Linked DNA regions of Homo sapiens: region 2 is linked to region 1. Evidence: chromatin contacts called from ENCODE Hi-C data. All regions are on one chromosome and are shown on one strand. Each heading gives the region's core, a stretch centred on a gene start or an enhancer-like site at or near the end of the contact. The rest is flanking DNA. Distances are from core to core; before and after follow the strand shown. Region 1 has its middle 27 kb from the start of PLCH2. Region 2 holds the start of MMEL1-AS1 (MMEL1 antisense RNA 1).

The links. Hi-C counts contacts between places; a loop is a spot of excess contacts on that map.
Region 2: a map of HAP-1 shows a loop between it and region 1 (2.3-fold over the local background). The contact joins the promoter of MMEL1-AS1 here to the enhancer-like site in region 1. A Hi-C loop is called at or near these places in 4 of 168 maps with a recorded cell type or tissue (HAP-1, heart right ventricle and stomach).

The regions. Positions count from the first base shown.
Region 1 is chr1:2,448,066-2,451,415 of GRCh38, forward strand. It overlaps a transcript of PLCH2 not described here. Among named protein-coding and RNA genes, the nearest start is that of PLCH2, 27 kb to the right of the region's middle. RefSeq lists enhancers at 1-30, 85-379. Within about 2 kb of position 1,763, at least 3 of the 41 ENCODE cell types and tissues checked have a DNase peak (open chromatin) inside an H3K27ac peak, as active enhancers do.
Region 2 is chr1:2,626,967-2,630,316 of GRCh38, forward strand. It overlaps MMEL1-AS1 (MMEL1 antisense RNA 1), which reads left to right and starts at 1,790. Exons shown (of 3, transcript NR_183343.1): 1 at 1,790-1,937. MMEL1 (membrane metalloendopeptidase like 1) reads right to left here. Exons shown (of 24, transcript NM_033467.4): 2 at 2,365-2,555. The coding sequence starts at 2,518. RefSeq lists a silencer at 2,304-2,598.

The DNA of each region.
Region 1 (3,350 bases), core at 513-3,012:
GCCTCCAGGCAGCCAAACCCAGGCAAAGGTGACCCTTGTCAGGAACGCTTTGCTGACAGCTGGGCTGCCCTTGCCCTCCTGGAGCGCCAGGTGCCCCGGGTGTCTGGAGCACCACGACATGGAGGGGTGTGTTTCCTGCAGCTGCTGGGACCGGCTGCCGTGCACTGGCCACTAAAAACGCCGCACGCTTATTCTCTCGCAGTCCTGGAGGCTGGAAGTCTGAGGTCAGGGTGTGGGTGGGGCCGCGCTCCCTCTGCAGGCTCCCCGGGAGGAACTTCCTGGCCTCCTCCAGCTTCTGGTGGCTCTGGCGTCCCTTGGGTTGTGGCCGCCTCCTGCTTCTGCCTGTCTTCCCTCGCCCTTCTCTCCGTCTTCTCTTGCGCCTCGAGTCTCCTTTGTCCTGTAGGATCTGGGGCCTGCCTGGGTCATTCGGGACGATCTCCTCGGCGCAGGCCTTTCACTGAGCACGCCCTCAGAGACCCTTTTTCCAAATAAGGCCAAATTCACAGGCTCTGGGATGCGGATGTGTTTTCTGTCGGGGGTCGCCCTTCAGCCCCCTACTGTGGCCGTGTGCTCCACCCCAGCACCCCCGCCCGAGGCAGGCCCTGGAGCTCACGCTGCTGAGGTCCCACAGGCCCCCTGGCGCAGCCTCCTGGCTCCCCACCATCCCCCCTGGTGCAGCCTCCTGGCTCCCCACCATCCAGTCTCTCCCTGGGTGGGGTCCTGGCTCCACAGGTGACCAAGAGGGGTACTGGAGGCCTGGACGGGCCTCACTCCATTCTTAGGGAGCGGCTGCTCCTGGTTCCCAACCACAAGTCACATCACTGCTGCCCCGGAAGGCACCTGGGGCCTCCAGAATGCTCGTTTCGTCAAACTGTTGTACGTGGCTCCTTTGCTGGCGCGGGGAAAGGGCCGTGGGCTTGGGCCCTGGAACGCATCCCAGGATCAGTGGCTCTGCAGGCTCCAGGCCCCACCAGCTGCTCTGAGGAGGCTCAGATGGGTCTGGGAGTCCTGGTCGGAGCTGTAGCAGCTTCACATCCCCCTGGACGGAGGAAAATGCAGATTCAGCACCCCCACCCCCCGCCCCCCACCACCCAGAGGTTGGAGCTATTTCAGTAGAAATACATGTTTTAAACTGGGGCGTCTGGCCAGCCACGGTGGCTCATGCCTGTAATCCCAGCACTTTGGGAGGCTGAGGCGGGTGGATCACCTGAGATCAGGAGTTCGAGACCAGCCTGGGCAACATGGTGAAACCCTGTCTCTACTCAAAATACAAAAATTTATCTGTGTGTGGTGGCAAGCACCTGCAATCCCAGCTACTTGGGAGGCTGAGGCAGGAGAATCGCTTGAACCTGGGAGGTGGCAGAGGTTGCAGTGAGCTGAGATGGTGCTACTGCACTCCAGCCTGGGTGACATAGTGAGACTCTGTCTCAACAAAACCAACCAACCAACCAACCAACCAACCAACCAACCAGCAAACCAGGGTGTCAAGGCCCACACTTGAGGGAGTGGTGTCAGGTGAGGTGGGGGACCAGGTCTGCAGCAGCCTCTGCCTGGCCTGGGTGGGGCAGCTCTGCCCAGGTGGTGTCACTGGGGTGGAGGACATGGCTCTGGAGCTGGGCAGACTTGGATCCCAAATCTGCAACTGTGTGGCCTTGGGCAATGGACTCACTGCTGAGATGAGCCAGCAGTAGTATGTTATGGGCAGGGCTGTGTGGCTGCCTGTAAGCTCTGCCTAGCCACCTCTCAGGGACAGTGGCTGCCCCAGCCTCGCCCCGTCCTGCCCCTGCTCCGTGACGCTCCCTGGAACTCAGTCATTCTCTGGGGAACCAACAGCCCTCAGAACTGAGTTGCAGCTGTAGCTGCAGTTGTCTTTGATGCATAAGTGGGAGGCTGGCCTCGGACTGGGCTGCCGCCGCCAAGCTCAGCCCTGGGGAAGTGGGTGAATGAAGCTGTTTCTCTGCATACAGTGTCTCCCTGGCTCCCCTGGGGTCTCCTGAGCCACCTCAAGGAGCCCCGGCCCCTCCCAGCTGGGCCCGTCCCCTGAGGCTTGTCCAGGAACAGGCACCCTGGGCAGAGGTGGCTTCATCCGTTGCTGTCCCCTTCTTGGCTGGGCCTCGACGGGGGGGCAGATATCGGGCACCTCCTCCCAGGAGGGAGTTTGGTTTTTGTCTGCAAAATGTGATCCTTCGAGAGCTGGTTCAAACACCCAGCCATTCCCTCCCTCCCCGTGGGCCTCCAGCACAGGCGGCCGGTCCTCTGGGTGCCTCGTTAGCTCACCAGGACGTGCCCCACTTTTCAGAGCCTCTGCTCTACATGAAGTGAAGATGGGCTGGGCCGTCTGGGATGTTTCCCGCGGCATTCAGAACACAGAAAAGGAGCTCGTTACCAAGTGCCCCCAACTCGGCCTGCCTCCCTATTCAGCCTGCGCCCTATACAGCCTGCCCCCAACTCCCTGCCTGGCCCCACTCCCCGCTTGCCCCCCAATTCCCCACCTGCCCCCTAACTCCCCACCTTCCCCCTCACTCCCCACCTGCCCCCCACTCGGCCTGCCCTCCAACTCCAACTCCCCCCCTGCCCCCCGCTCCCTGTCTGCCCCCCTGCTCCCCGCCTACCCCCCTCTCCCCGCCTGCCCCCCCGCTCCCCGCCTGCCCCCCGCTCCCCGCCTACCCCCCGCTCCCCGCCTGCTGACTGTTGCATCCCAGGTTCCAGACCCTTGGACCAGGCGCGTTCAAGGCCAAGCACGTGGGACCCCAGCCTGGGCTCAAATCCCCACCTGTCCGCCCACCAGTTGCTGGACTGTGGGTTTTGGGGACATACCTGTGTCTCTGGGTCTCAGTTTCCTCATCTGTGAAAAGGGGGTGACAGTGGTTGTGAGGGTGAGCAGGTGACTTGTAGAGAAGGAGGGACAGCTCGGCAGTGGGACCCCCGCCTGTGCTAGGGATGTCGGCTCCCAGGACACAGCCCTGGCCCTGGCCCTGCCATAGGGGCTGTGGCTCGGCCACCCAGCACACGCTGTCTGGAAATAGGACTTGAGGTGCAATTTGGGGCAGGGCCTGGGGTCCAGGCCAGCAGCTGGGCCGAGTGCGCTCCAGGAGGGAGGCCTGTTGCTGGTGTCCACGTCAACAAGGTGCCGGGCGCTTCTCCACTCCCCAGGGCCCTCCCCCTCCCAGCCAAGGCAGGCGGTGGTGGGCTTGCCTCGTGTCCCGATTGTGGGGTCTGGGGCCAGAGATGTGTGTGCCTCCCCGGCCCCCGAAGATCATACGCAGTAGCGTCTCCGAGGGATGCCACTAGCAGTGACAGGCAGAGATTGTCGCGGAGAATGTGGCTGATGGAGGTGCGTTTCTGGGCTG
Region 2 (3,350 bases), core at 540-3,039, 180 kb after region 1:
CCCCAATCCAGCCATACACGATTGAAAGAGACACATCTAAAGCTAAGGAGATGAAAAGTTTCAAAGAAAAAGAATGGAAAAAATAGACACAGCAAATGCTGAGTAGCTAGTACTCATGTCAGGCTCAACAGGATTTAAGGCAAAAAGCCTTGTTAAGTCAGAAACGGTGACTACACAGTTTCACGAAGTGAAAGATATATTAACTTCATATGTGTATCTTACTACAATATTAAATTTATGAAACTAATTTTATAATTCATACCTAAATTTGCGTTCACATAGTAATATCGCCTTAAATAGGTAAATTAGGTAAGATTTGATGTAACTACAAGAACGGGTGATTCTTTAGTGCAAGATTTTAGCATACACACTTCAGTACATGATTTTAAGAAATCATTTTCTTGATCTTTCCAAATCTTTCATTCTTTTGAGATCAAGAGAATGGAAAAAGAGCCAATATGTAGAAGACTTGATTGATCTAGTGGATGTAGATAGACACCATCACTCAGCATTTGGTGATTGAGCCTATTCCGCAGCACACAGGGCTTATTTATAAAATCGATCAAGTGTTAGCCCCAAAGCAAGCCCAGCAAATATCAAAGAAAGAACCACATAAATAATGGCATAAACCATGGTTTCTGACAACACAGTTAAGTTAGAAATCAATAATTTTAAAAAAGTAACTAAAAACTCATGTCTGGAAATTAAAAAAATTTCTAAATGACTTATAAGTCAATGAAAAAGTCATAATGGAAATGAGAAAATACACAGAAATAAATGATAATAACTGCTTAGAAAACCTTCCACAAACAATCCTGGACTGAGGCCAAGGTCAGCTGTGGGGTCATTCCTGGTGGGGGGTCTTGACGGGGAACAGAGGGCTCTGCCGCCCTGGAGGGAGGGGGTCCAGGGCCCGTTTCCACACTGGAGTGGGTGGAGGCAGGCTTTGCTGAGATCCATGGCACCGTGGGGCACTCCCGAGGCACCTGGCTGGGCAGGGAGGGTCTCTCTGGGATGGGTGGGCTCAGGCCCTTTGGCACGACCCAGAAGAAGAGAGGCCTCCTCCTACCCCACAGCTGGGGGTGTGTGTGGGGTCAGCCTTGTTTTATGAAAGCCTGGAAAGCAGGTGTTTTGAGCCCAGCAGGCTCTGAACAGAGCTTCCCTTGGGCTCTGGGTTCCTCAGTGTGAGTGAGCCTTTCCCTCCCCCACTGCCCACCGCCCATGGAGGTCGCAGGACCCCTCTGTCCCAGGGGAGACCCTAGAGGGCCAGGGGCTGCGGTCTGGGCAGCAGCCACACTGTACAGTGGCCAGCCATGCAGCCCCGGGCCGGGACGCCCTGCACATCCACAGGCAGCACCCACTTCTGCTTCACAGACACAGCCTCCCGCAGGGGTGGAGGGATGGTCCCAGGCAGTGCGCAGGGCTCCAGACATGAGGGGGCATTCTAGTAACACAGGCTGAGGCGCCCCATTGTTGGACCTGGGGTGCGAGGTCCGCCATGAGCTCTGAGTCCGGTGCCTGCCACGGTGGGAGCGCCCTACGCACCTGCCCCGGGGGTGAGCATTGCTCCCCGATGTGTGCGCGCTGCCCGGTCTCAGAGGGACCAGGGCTGTGCCTGCGGAGGGGCTGGCAGGGGCGGCTGGAAGGTGACCAGGTCTACGGGTGCCTGGGAGCCCCTGAACCAAGAGGGGAGATCAAGGGAGGGGCCGGCGTGGGGGCGGGGGGAGTGTTCCCGGGACAGCCGGGGGCGGGGGGAGTGTTCCCGGGACAGCCCGAGGTTCCAGCGAGCAGCCCTGGCCACGCCTTTGTCTCCGTGGGACCCCAGACTGGCCCCTTCCCGCCGTGGTCCCGTGACCTGACCCGGCCTTGAGCGGGGCGGGGGCGGCAGGACCCTCAGGTCTCTCCGCAGGATGGCAGCGGGGGAGTGAGGCAGCCAGGTGAGCCCGGGCGGCGGGAGGGACACGGACGCCGGTGGTCCCCAGCCGGGGCTGCGCGGCCAGGCAGGGAGGGGGTGGGCGGAGGGGCGGGCGACGGGTCTGCGCCCCCCACCCTCCGGGAGTCCGGCGGAGGCGGAGGCGGAGGCGGAGGCGGGCGGGTGCGGAGCTGCAGAAGCAGCGCGCGGGAGTCGGGGCCGGGGCAGAGCTTTCTGGAAGGGACCGCGGGCTCCCTGCAGGTCAGTGCCCCTCCCGCCGCCTCTGAGTCCGCAGCTCGGCCCCGGGAGCCCCTGGGTGCCCAGTGCAGACCCACCTGCCCCATCTGACGGGCGGGCTCGGGCTGGGGGCAGGCGGACCCTGCAGCAGGTGCAGCGGGGCGAGCGCGGAGAGCGGGCACGGGGACAGGCGGGGGCGGGGCACCCGCACTCACCTCTGCGGTCGGCGTAGAGGACACCCAAGGCCACCAGGGCAGCGGTCACCAGCAGCAGCAGCAGCAGCAGCCCCCCCTCCAGGAACCCCGGGCGCTTCTGCCCTGCACGGCCGGCGCTCTCCACCATCCCCACTGGGCCTTCGGACTTCCCCATCAGCAGGGCTCTGGACGGGAGAGCACCGCGGAGGAACCTGCAGGCCCAGGGCAGGGGAGAGGGGAGAGGGGCGTGGAGCTCCCCGAGCCCGGCCCGAGGCTGGAAGGGCCGGATGCTGGCTGGGAGCGGGCGCTGGGTGCCTTTGGAACACTCTTCCCGTCTCCCTCTCCAAGCTCACAACCCTGGGTGACTGGGTCCCGGGACTTTCCACACTACCCCTGGGCCGGAATCTCTGAGTGCATGGAGGTTCTAGGACTGGGATGCTCCCAGCTTGGGGTCGCAAGCTGGACCCAGGAGGCTCAGCTCCTGTGCTGTCAAGGGACTCCTGTAGTGGAGCCCCCCCCCTGGGCTGCTCATGCTGGTTGTCTTGGAGCTGTGGGCCTGAGCGCTAGGTCAGGGACGCTGTCGGGGAGGCCACTTGGGCTTCTGGGCTCCCAGCCCACCTTTCCTGTTGAAGCCCAGAAGCCAGTGATGGGCGACACCAGAACAGTAGGTACCCACACAGGCGGTGACTACGTGGGCCAGGAAGGGATCTGCAGGGCCAGGCAGGCTTGAGTCTCAACCCTGGCAGCCACCTGGCTGGTGTGCAGCTCTGGTCGTCCCCTGACCCTGTTACTATGGAGGGGACACCTTCTGGAGCCAGCAGGGCAGTGGGCAGCACTTGAAGACACACACGGCTGGGCACAGGCTGCTGCTGTAGGCAGGACAGGGAGCTGGGCAGGAAGGGTTGGGGCACAGGACACTGGACTCAGGAGGCTCCCAAGTCTGCGTGCTCCAGTGTGCGTGTATGTGTGGGAGTGTGAACCTGAGTGTACACATGTGTGCAAATGAG